2 separate regions of the Homo sapiens genome follow, and region 2 is linked to region 1. Evidence: chromatin contacts called from ENCODE Hi-C or POLR2A ChIA-PET data. All regions are on one chromosome and are shown on one strand. The core of a region is the stretch at or near the end of the contact, and the rest is flanking DNA. Distances in the headings are between cores, read along the strand shown. Region 1 has its middle 100 kb from the start of ITPRID2. Region 2 holds the start of NEUROD1 (neuronal differentiation 1).

Region 1 (6,116 bases), core at 905-3,404:
GTCAGTAACCTTCCCCTATAAAACCTACAGTGAGGTTGTTTCACACATTTGTAATACAGTTACAATCTTTGTCATGTTGGACATTTCATCTTGGGATTCTCCCAACCTCATAAATGATTTTTCTTTAATTTGTATACATTAAGCTCTCCTCTCTCTATTGTACATTTCTATGGATTTTGACAAATACATAGTGACACTTATCCACAGTTATACCATACAGAATAGCTTCATTGCTCTAAAACTTCTCCTGAGCCGCACTTGTTCTGTGCTCCCCTTCTCCCACACCAAACCTCTGGCAATCACTAATTGCTTCCATCTCTGTAGTTTTGTCTTTTCCAGAATGTCATATAATTGGAATCATACTGCATATAGCCTTTCAGACAGACTTCTTTGACATAGCAATATGCATTTAAAATTCATCCATGTCTTTTCATTCCTTGATGGCTCATTTCCTTTTTATTACTGAATAGTACTCCATTGTATGGATGTACCATAGTTTTTTTTTTTTTTTTTTCATTCATTCACCTGGTGAAGAACATCTTGGTTGCTTCCAGTTTGGGACAATTATGAATGAAGCTGCTCTAAACATTTGCATGGCGATTTGGGGGTAGACATAAGTTTTCAATTCAGTTGGGTAAACACCTAGAACAATTGCTAGATCATATGTTAGGACTATGTTTAGCTTCCTGCAAACTGCCAAACTGCTTTCCAAAATGGCTAGACTATTTTGCATTTCTGCCAGCAATCAATGAGAGTTCCTTTTTCCACATCCTCACCAGCAATTGATATTATCTGTTTTTGGAATTTTAGCCACTCTAATAGGTGTGTAGTATAATCTCATTGTTGTTTTAATTTTTAATTTCCCAGTGACAAATGATGTTGATCACCTTTTCATACACTTGTTTGCCATCTGTACATCTTCTTCGGTCTTCCAGTCCATTTAAAAGTACTTAGATAATTTATTGATTGTTAAAGCTATATTTCAAGTTTGTATCACTTTCTTATTAAATATCCTTTCCCAAGAAAAATTTCTAAAATTTGCCACAAATTTGGATTACATGGACAAAACCCTCCATACACTACCAGTTGTGACATTACTGGTAGAAGGAATCTATTTTAAATGAGTATCATGTATATTTAGCAAATTATTTTATTGGTAGTCTACCTATCATCTTAAATACTACTAGAAACTGCCTCTCTTCACATCCAAATATGAAGACAGTGCCCACTATACTTTAGCATACATTACCTAACAATGAAGAAGAGGACACACATATGCCTTAGTAATAACATTGTCTTGCTTTGTGTCCTTGAACAAGTCACTTTGCCATGAGAGGCCTCAGTTTCTTCATCTGTTGTATAATGAGGTGAGTGCAGACAACCTAGAATTCCTTTGACTTTTTTCATTTTATTTTTTACTCTTTTCTACAGTCTCAGTCACTGACCAGAGGCTCATTAACACAGGATTCTTTCCTTTGGCTACCTTTCCTCCTACCACGACCACACTAAATTTTCCTCGTTTAGTTGTTGGTACTCTTTCCAGACCACTCCTTAAGTTCAATATGTACTTTCTCTCACTTTTATTATCTAGAGATCAGTTTCACTTGTTAATATGCTGTGTTTTAATTTTTTCATATCACATCTAATTAGAACTTGTTTTGCTTGAGAGTAATTAAATTTTATGACAGCAAATTAAATACAAGTTGATGGCTTCATGGTTTATCTGAAAATCATCCCAGACTGCTTACTAGAACCTAAATTAAAGTTGTTTCCATCCTCCACTAGGACTCCTTCATGAACAGGATATGTTTCTTGATGAATTTCAGCTTTTGGACTACTCTTTTTTTTTTTTTCTAAAGGATAGATCTGAGAAGCCAAGAAATTGAGCCTGAAAAACAACCCGCCACCAAAGGGTCTTACTCAGGATATATTTGATAAACTCCTTTTTCCTTGTTGTTAAATGTATCCTGTTGCCTTGAAAGAAAGGAGTACGCCTACCTATACAGTGAGCAATTTTCTCTCCAGGGAGTACTTTACTCATTCAAGTTCACCATAGGTCAGGCTAAAAGCAGTCCTGGTATGATTTGTATTTCTCACCACAGTCATCCTTAACTGATTCAGGATGTATGACTAATTAGAAGAAATATACACAGCAGGCACAGTATATGACACACAGCAACCACCTGCATAGGTTGCCATTGTGTTTAAGTTGCACAGATGGCCCCGTGAGTCATTAACTTTTATAAAACGACTTTAAAATCAATGTACTGACAAAGAATGTATAGGACTGTGCATTCAAAAAGTTCAGGTAAGTGAAATGGTAGACAACTGGAAAGCAGTGTCTCCCCCTTACCAAGAATGATTTACAAATCTAAGGATTATATCTTTAAAACCAGAAAAACAAAACTATCTCTAACAGGCAACTCTTCTGTTTGTCTTTTTCAGTCTCACACAGAACTCAAAGCACAGGTCATAGTTCAGGGGCTTGAACGTGTTCACAGCTCCCCTGACTGCATTTGTCTTTTAGTTTGCGTATGATGTTTACCTGGCTGTGGCTGGCCAGACATATATTCCTGGCCTTGTCAGTATCTAAAATTCGATAAATGTTTATTACAGAATTGGAACAAAGAAGAGTAAAAGGGCTTTGAATAAGGGCTGAAGGGGTCTCATCTTTGAGTAACATCTGTGACTGATACCAAGGCATGCCCCAGCAAACAACTGAAAGCAGCTTCCTGTGGGGTGACGTGCTTATCTGATCTGCCCGCTCTGGGTGGGCCCTCAGACTTTAACAGCTAAGGTAGATCCGTATACTCTCGGGTGTAATAATACCTGGAAGGGTTTTAGGTTGGAACTTTATAAAGATGACAAATTTAAAACTAAGGAATAATCTGTATATGCAGATTACTTTAGAGTTAACCCACACATGAAATCAACCACAAGAAAGTCTTCAAGTGTATTACAAGTGCCCCTATCTACTAAGGAATTTGTTCTGTTGAAAAAATAAAATATTCTTTGGTGATTTGGGGGTCTAAATTTCTAAGTTGCCAATGGTTCTACATATTTTTCAGCTGTCCAGTTTCCATTGTTGCTGTTTTGTGGGTCCAAGTCGCTTTTTTCCTACAAAAAATAATAATAAAAGCTCACTTTTCTTAAGGACTTTCCACATTCGCAGAACTCTTCTAAATCCTTTATGTGTATTTTAGCTCATGTTATTTCCTTCTATCATGGACCTTATTACTATTTTTCAGGACATTCTCTATCTCTGAGTCCACAGATGCTCAGTGATAGACCTTAAAATCTGTCGTATCAGCTTCGAAAGTGCAGATAAGGCTTTCCTTCAGTGCTCTCTACTGAATGTGGGTGTGGAGTTAGTGACTGTCTGGGAATGACTGCTCTGTCTGTGTGGCTTTGAAATCTCTGTCTTTCTCTACCTGTGTCCCACTTGCTGATTGCAGGAGTGAACTTCTGGCATGTAACATCTAGAACAGGACGAAGTTGGAAAAGCTTTGTCCATTGCACATGAGCATGGATAACATGACTCTTTCTGTGAAAGATCAATAATAATAGTGCCACATGAGAAGAATCATGATTACTCTTGTAGGTAACTACAACAAAAATCTACTGTTGGCAATTAGTCATCTACTATTTTGGACCCATCACTTGTACAAGGTATATATGTACTGTCTGGTACCTAGTTTAGCTGCATTGATTCATTTTTCACTTCCCATCTCTTAAATATATTTTGCATAGATGGCATTCTGGATAACAAAGAGTTTCTATATGTCTCTTAGGGTAAATGACATTATTGGTGTACAGCTTATTCCATGTAGAAGGATTCTATACTTGACAATGGAGATCTCATTTTACAATCTGTGTATCTTCTTTAGCAAGCACCCAGTTTAGAAATAATACAATTACTAATTTAAAATGATTAATATTTGAGTCCTTACTGCGCTACATACTTCATATTTGTTATCCCCCTTAATCTTCACAGCCTTCCCATGAGATAGATCCTATCCTCAATCCAATTTGACATACGATCAAAGTCTGAATTGAATTGATGATGTTAAATAACTCAACTGTTAAGAGTTGAAAACAGGTCTGCTGACTCTAGAATTCAGTCTTTACCATTATAGCTGTATGTTCCAGATAGTATTCATGCTAACAAAACAAAATGATTCATTTGTTAGATGAAGGAAGATCCTAACATTCTTTCTCCCTGTTCATGTAAAATGACTAAGGAAAATGGAGAAAAACAAAAGAAATCCTTGGTCTTCAGCAGCAGCAGAGCTCTTACAGGTTTTCCAGGCTGTGTATAAGTGCGGCTGAGCAGTAACATTGAAAATGTTGCTTTGAGCCAAGGGGATAGTTTGAGTTTCACCACCTATCATACTAACTTGTACTTAGAAGACACTCAATAAAACATTGAATTGAATCCAAATATGTTCACCAGAACAGCTAGCCTCAGTAAGGAAGGGAAAGGTGACAGAATTACCTAACCTTTGGATCATTTTATGGTTTGCAACCTGCTTTTCAAAACCATGTGTGTAACAGTACTGCGCTTGGGCTATCCCTGCTTGATGGTATTACTAGTGCTACTGTGTTACTCTTGCACTACATCCCCTTTTTTTCAGGCCTCACAGTGGTGCATGATACAGACAGGACAGATATTATTCATGTTAGTAATAAATACTAATGTCTTTAGTAGTACACATATTTAATTATGTATAGTGGATATTTGATTCCAATAATTTTGAAGATTGAAAACTGACAAGCCGAGAGGGGTAGTGGGCAGTTTATACCTCATTTTGCTCTGGGAGAATTGACTTTGGTGAGCTTTTAAAATCTTGAAGATATAGATGGAAACCCATATTTTCAGGAATCTCTGGATTATAAAAATTTAACCCAAGTGCTGCTGCTTCAGACAGATATATTCAGTTCTACTTGATTCCATAATTGAGACTATTAGCAGACTTCAGCCCTGGAGATTTAGAGAATTCTTCTCTGCCCTAGTCTTAGTTTAGACTGCCTTATGATTTAAAAAAAAAAAAAATCTTGTTCTTGGAAGGTTTGTGTCTCTTGTTTTGTTCTGAGATGGAGTCTCACTCTGTTGCCCAGGCTGGAGTTCAGTGGCCCATCCCAGCTCACTGCAACCTCCACCTCCCAGGTTCAAGCAATTCTCATGCCTCAATTCCCCAGGTAGCTAGGACTACAGGTGCATGCCACCACGTCCAGCTAATCTCTATGTTTTTAGTAGAGACAATGTTTCACCATGTTGCCCAACTGGTCACAAACTCCTGGGCTCAAGCGATTCACCTGACTCAGCTTCCCAAAGTGCTGGGATTACAGCCATGAGCCACCGTGCCCAGCTAGTTTGTCTTTTTTTAATCCAGATAGTTGTTCACAGGAGTCTAGGAATTGAGACCAGGCTGTGACAGGAGGGACCTATCAATCTCATCGTTCTCCCATCTCCCATTGCAGGTGAGGCTGTGACAGGAAATTGGTGTTGGGTTTGTGCTCTGCTGCTTGGACCAAACTGTTACTAGCTCAGATGTGTGCTGTTTAAAATAAAACAATCGGGATTTTGATAAATAAGGGGAACAACTGTGATGATCTCTTCCAGGCCACTGTTGTCATATAACACACAAGTAGAGGCTGAGGGGGAAGTGGTATCTCATCTGAAGGAAACAGATAGTGCCACTGTCAATCAATGAAACAAGTATGACTTCATTTAAAACAACAGGAACCACAATAAACAGGCCTAGACTAGTGTTTGGAGGTGTCTGGAGACTCCCATTTGTGGGTTTGAGCTGGTCTCCATGATCCCAGAAGCTGTGGGAGTGTGTAAGGAACTCTGCAGTCCAGTTGGGTCTGTGAATCCTAAGTAACCACCACTGATAATAGCTGTTGGTTACTTTGTATTAGACTTATATTATTTCCAGGCCTTCAAGGAGATCTTGTTAAACTCACAGACTGGTGTCACCTGCGCTAAGAGGAATTAGAGCCCTCCCTAGTGCTGAAGAGGTATCAGTGGTGATCACTTCACCTCAGACAGGTCTACCCCAGCATCCACAGGCCTGGGCAGGAGCACAGAGGAGACTTGCATACCTATGTCC
Region 2 (6,147 bases), core at 2,886-5,385, 110 kb after region 1:
CAGGCAGGCCGAGCTGGGGAAGCCCGGCACTAAATCACTCCCTAAATCACAGTCGCGTCGTGCTCCATCCAATAGCTCTAAGCGATTTGTGGGGTTGGGGGTTGAAATCAATTTTTTCCGTTCTCGCAGGTGCAATATGAATCAATTATCTTAATTAAGATTATGCCGCAAGCCCAGGAGATTTGGGGAGGATGGGTTTTGCGCTCGGGGCGACGGCGAGGCATTTTAATAGCGTCTCTCGTTGCTCTTGGCTCTCCCGGGTCGCCTGCCTGTCGAGCCTGGGCAGCTCCAGCCTCAGGCCAGGACCCGGGAGCCCAACTGCCTCCCCCGGGGCGGAGGCGCCGCGTCGGCGGTCTGGTCAGAACCCGCATCAACCCCCCTTCATCCCCCGAAGCTCTCAAGAGCCTCCGAGCTACCCAGCCTGTGCAGGACCTGCAGCTCTCAGCCCTCCGTTCCTGCGGCCCCTGAGCCCCACGGTCTCGCGGGCCCCTCAGCCACCCGGCCCCCTCACTCCGCTCTCCCGCGCCCAGGCCCCGACACCCCACTCCTAGGCAGGGCGGGGAGAGGACGCGGGAACCTCTCGAGGTCGGCCGGGCTGCCCTGGCCACACTTGATCCTTTCATTGAACGCAAACCTCCCTTTGCAAGAGCGAGCATCTGTTTCCCTGAGAAACAGGTCACCGCCAGGGACGCCGGCCCGGCCCCTGCGCTTTATCTTGGCCCTGTGAATGCTTCGCCCCCGACCTCCCGCTCCCCGCTTTCGCCTCCAGCCACACGCTTCCCACCCCCTACGTCCGGGCCACACGCCTCCATCCCTTCCCCACCCCCATCCTCCCACATGCCTCCCCCTTCCCCTCCGCCCGGCCCAGGCCACACTCCCCTCTCCCCACCCCTGGCCACACGCCTCCTCCCGCCCCCCTTCCCGCGGGCGCTCCGGCTGCCGCTGTAACGGCCGGGACGCCCGGCCCGCGCCGCGCGCTCAGAGCGGGGACCCGGGAGGCGGCAGATTTGGGGCATTGCTCGAGGGCAGTGAGTCATGAAAGAGGCTTTTGTTGTCCGCGCGTGCGGTTCGCGTGCCGCTGGGTAGCCTGCAGCGCCCAGTAGGGACGGGAGCTGGGGGAGTACAGCTAACGGGCAGCGAGGGGAGAGACAAAAAACTTAGGGAATCAGGAGGGGGAAAAGTGTGCAACCGTCCAAACAAGTCCAAAGAGAAGAAAATAAGGAGGAGGAGCGGGGCCGCGGAGAAGGTCCTCAGTGCTAAGCCCCGCCGCGCCTTCAGCTCTGTCCTCTCCGGGATCCGGCTGACTCTCTTCTCTCGCCCCAATTTCTCGCGCCTTCAACCCCAAACAAAACGCACCTCAATCCAGGCCGTGTCCAGGCTCCTCTTTTTAGGGCCTTACTACCCCGCATCTCCTGGGAGCCTCGCGGGCACTGGCTGAGCGTCGCGATGCCGGCGCCCCGGGTCGAAATTTTCCGCGCAGAGGAGGGTCACATCGGAGCGCTGCGGGATGGGAAGCCCAAGGACAGCTACCGTGAGACCCAACCTCAGCCCTGTCTCTGAAACATCCTGGAGTGGCCTTTCCTTTGTACAAATCTCCAGGCCTGAGCGAACAACGCGCAGTGGGATTAGAGATGAATTTATCAAGGGTAGAGGGAGGAAACAGACTAGTAATTCCCGCACTTTACGCATTTGAGTCTCCGTCTGGCAAAACACTCGGGCGTCCCTCTTGCTCAAGAACATCTGACTCCACCATAATTCTCCTGTATTGCACAGGATGTCGCGAACTGGAGGTTTCTGCTTTCTGGGGGTGAGGACAAGGATTTAGCAGAGGGACCTCTAGGCTACCCCTGACCTCGAAGCTAGCTGGAGTCCTTTCTCCCACTCCGTCCCCAGTTCTCCTCCGGAACTCCCCAAAGTTGGAAAAATGAGAGCCTAGGCACGAGTTGCATATGCCTGCGGCATAGTGTGCTGCCAGTCGGGGCAGCTGCCGGGTGAGGGGCAGTACTTAACCTGGCCCTGCCGCAAACGTCGGGCTGTGTACTATCTTCTAAGGGCTAGTACTCCGACGCCCTCGAGTTTTAGCCCAACACTGAAGATACAGACAGTACAGGGGTAAATCCTGGGCCCAGGCTCCTGGGTGAATTATTTTATCCTCCCCTATGCGCTTTGTCAGCCAAGTGAATGTAGAAAAGCAAGCAAAACTCCAGAACCCCACAACGATTCACGCCACGCTTCGGTGGCACAACTCTTTTCTTCCCCTTTTAGATTAGTACTGTGCAGGGAAGGCTGCACCTGCTACCTTCAGACACCGGGGATCTGGCTAGGACCCTCTTCCTCTACCCCTACTCTCTCCTCCCGTCCCCACCCTCTCCCAGATGCACCCCAATCCAGCCTCTCAACCCTGTCGCTGTTTGCAAACTCGAGGGATGTTTAGTGCAATTGCCTTTAAATAAGCAATTCACGTAAGAGGTATTTATTGCAGAGGGTTTCAGGTCTGGGAGGGGGTAAGGAGTTAGTTAATGAAGGATTAGAGGCAAAGCTGGGAAAGAACGAGTAGACAGGCCAGTTTCTTTCTTTCTTTTTAAAATCTATTATTCTGGAAAACCCTTGTTCGAAAAGAGTAAAGAATTGCTATTTGGGCAACAATATGGCTCCTTCAGAACTGGTCGAGAATTTCTGTGGTCTTTGCTTGACCTTCAAGTTGGGAGTTTCAAATCAGAGGCTTTGAAGTCTGGAGGAGTTCGCAGCCATTAATCCTTCCGGGGTTGTGCTAAAGGCGTTTCTAGAAAGAGATCGGAAAGACCCGTTCAGCACAGGCCCATTGCATCTTCTCTTTGAAAACGCTTGTCTGAATCAAGTATCTTATACAGACCCGAGACTGAGGGGAGCAAGAGCGCAGGTCCGGCTGTGGCGAGGTGTCCACCACCGTACTTGTGGTCAATGCCTGGACTAGAGAGCCGAGGCCGTCCAGGGCGGGCTGGCCAGGGAACCAGAAGCGTCCCTGGACTGGCTGAGTGAGGGTGCCCTTTCCAGCAACCCAGTGGCCATGGTTAAAAGGCAGAATACAACCGTCAAAGAAGTCCCCAGCTCCCACATAAGAGAGCGCAAAGGCCAATGGAACCAAGGCCTCCTCGCGAGAACTAGCTCGCTTTGAGGACAAGATCCTGGGGATGGAGGTGGGGACTGACGTAGTGAGAGGGTCTGGAGGAACAGTCGTAGCTGAAGGTCAGGACATGAAGAATTGCACGTATGGTAGGGATAGAATGGCAGGTACAACTTTTCTGTACTGAAGGAACTGGGAGAGGACGATCCGGTTAGGGAGGTTGGGGAACTAATCTCAACGCTGCGTTTACAGATGAAGCCGCTTTTATATGGCGTATATGTTTGCTTAGAGGGGCCGACGGAGATTAGGAGAAGCCATCCTTTGGCGCCAATGATCAAAGCGTCTGCCAAGGAGAAGAAGCCAAGGGATGGGCCTTTCAGAGAGGGCAAGGAGTCATGCTGCTCTGGATGCCAGTGTCAGGACAAGAAATCGAAAGGAGCGAGGACTCTTCACTGCGTGCCTCAGTCTCCCCGCTTCTGCCTCTTTCACCTCTGTCCTACTTCCGGCGCGAAAGCAGGCCACTCGCTCTGATCTAGACCTAGTTAACATTAGCTTTTCCCTTCCTTCCCTCAAATCCCCTCCCCCCTCTATCCCCGTCCCTTCTGCCGCCTGAAAGGGTTAATCTCTCCTGCGGGTAAAAACAGGTCCGCGGAGTCTCTAACTGGCGACAGATGGGCCACTTTCTTCTGGCCACAAAGGGGCCGGAATGGAGCGCTCCGCGGCATACAAATGGGCAGGTCACGTGGTTCCAGGCTCTTGGCTGGACCGGGAAGACCATATGGCGCATGCCGGGGAGGAAGGAGGAGGGGCGGGGGTAGGGGTGGAGGGTGAGGGGAGCGGTTGTCGGAGGAGGGCGGGAGACGAGCAAGGCGTGGGGAGAAGTGGGGAGGAGGGGAGAACGGGGAGCGCACAGCCTGGACGCGTGCGCAGGCGTCAGGCGCATAGACCTGCTAGCCCCTCAGCTAGCGGCCCCGCCCGCGCTTAGCATCACTAACTGGGCTATATAACCTGAGCGCCCGCGCGGCCACGACACGAGGAATTCGCCCACGCAGGAGGCGCGGCGTCCGGAGGCCCCAGGGTTATGAGACTATCACTGCTCAGGACCTACTAACAACAAAGGTAATTACAGTTCTTTCATTTTTTTGCCCCAGAATAGAAGCAATAACTGAAGACTGATGAACCTACATATTCTGTATGTGTGCGTTTGCGAGAGTGTGTATGTGTATTGAGACCAGCATCCCCCTCCATAATTGCCCATAAGTACTCACACATAATGAGTCGTGTCACTCAAGTACCCCCTGCAGGCTTTCTAATTTAAATTTTAAAAATTTGGGTTTCTTTTGTGGATAGCATAGGAGCTTCTTGGATTTTTTAAAAGAATGCACGGTAACTATGATTATCTGCTAGTGCTGATTTTAAAGTCCCAAAAGCAATAATGACTTCACTTTCTCACTTCTTACAGTAAGAAAAAAAAATCTATGTTATCAATATATATTTTGTGTGCATGTATTTTACGCACATTGGGAGTGTCAAGCTGTGTTTTCAGTGAATGAAAGGGACATGGATACCTTGAGTATTCACACCATGGAAAATAAATCAGGTTCAGAGATAGTTTAGTTGAGAGGGGGGAAAGTGGAGAAAGGGAGAGGGACTCACTCCTGCTACCTGTTACCGCTCCAGAGGCGGCCAAGTCCCCAGCAGCCACTACTGGAGCCAGAAATTCAGTTGTTTTACTAAAGGCTTTTTATTTTCCTTACTAGAAGCGGCAACTTCGCGGTTGCCAATCGCTGACCATTATAATTACTCAATCTTTTAAAGGGAGGTTTGAGGCGAACTTTGAAAAGCCCCAATAAAGAGCGGGCGGCCCTTTCAATGGGCTGTTTATTAGAGAGGAGCCTTCCGCACCTGATCCCCGGCGCGTGGGAGAGCGCTCTGCGCCGCGCCCCCAGCCCTCGCCCTGCAGCTAGCGCTTTTGTACAAGGTGGAAATTTAGCGGTGGGCCAGAGATGGAAGGCAAGAAAAGAAAGGCGAGGGAGGGGTGGAAGACCCTGTCCACTTTTGTTGCCAAATGTTACATTGATGGTGAAACAATTTGGTGGAAACTATTTTTCCTCCTTTCTGCATTTGCTTTTCAGTATCCCGTCGATGTAATCTTCTTAAAAATCGCTGCCAGTATTAGTAAATTACGCAATGGCTGTTCAACTTAAATCGCTAAGTATCTGGAAGCCAGGACAGAAATGGAAGTAGAATGTGTGATTTTACAGCTTTTTTTTTTTTTTATGGAGTTGTGAGTAACTTTGAACACATTTGGATAAACATGAAGTCGCTGAAATGTACAGTCATTTCCACACACATTATCCTGTCGGGCAACCACCATAAACACATTTAAGTTAATCACTAGGATACAAACACATATGCGTGAGTGGTGTACACATATACATATTCACTACCCTCCCCCAGTCCTGTCCTCACTCCTACGTACTAGCGGGGCACACGCACGCGCCATTATAAAACACTGCATTTAACTTTTTCTCAGAGGCATTCATTTTGTAATGGGCAGGTACTTTTCGCAAGCATTTGTACAGGTTTAGGGAGTGGAAGCTGAAGGCGTATCTGGCTTTTGAATATAGCGTTTTTCTGCTTTTCTTTCTGTTTGCCTCTCCCTTGTTGAATGTAGGAAATCGAAACATGACCAAATCGTACAGCGAGAGTGGGCTGATGGGCGAGCCTCAGCCCCAAGGTCCTCCAAGCTGGACAGACGAGTGTCTCAGTTCTCAGGACGAGGAGCACGAGGCAGACAAGAAGGAGGACGACCTCGAAACCATGAACGCAGAGGAGGACTCACTGAGGAACGGGGGAGAGGAGGAGGACGAAGATGAGGACCTGGAAGAGGAGGAAGAAGAGGAAGAGGAGGATGACGATCAAAAGCCCAAGAGACGCGGCCCCAAAAAGAAGAAGATGACTAAGGCTCGCCTGGAGCGTTTTAAATTGAGACGCATGAAGGCTAACGCCCGGGAGCGGAACCGCATGCACGGACTGAACGC

The links. Hi-C counts contacts between places; a loop is a spot of excess contacts on that map. ChIA-PET counts read pairs that join two places held with the same protein, here RNA polymerase II (POLR2A). Pooled maps may share reads with other maps.
Region 2: a pooled map shows a loop between it and region 1 (3-fold over the local background). The contact joins the promoter of NEUROD1 here to the enhancer-like site in region 1. A Hi-C loop is called at or near these places in 3 of 37 single-sample maps with no recorded cell type and 4 of 50 pooled maps. POLR2A ChIA-PET finds 5 or more read pairs at or near these places in 1 of 52 experiments (H1).

Annotation. Positions count from the first base shown.
Region 1 is chr2:181,787,474-181,793,589 of GRCh38, reverse strand. No RefSeq gene overlaps it. Among named protein-coding and RNA genes, the nearest start is that of ITPRID2, 100 kb to the left of the region's middle. RefSeq lists an enhancer at 1,668-2,867. Within about 2 kb of position 2,154, at least 9 of the 41 ENCODE cell types and tissues checked have a DNase peak (open chromatin) inside an H3K27ac peak, as active enhancers do.
Region 2 is chr2:181,678,505-181,684,651 of GRCh38, reverse strand. NEUROD1 (neuronal differentiation 1) reads left to right here and starts at 4,135. Exons shown (of 2, transcript NM_002500.5): 1 at 4,135-4,222; 2 at 5,781-6,147. The coding sequence starts at 5,792. RefSeq lists enhancers at 607-1,182, 2,909-3,485.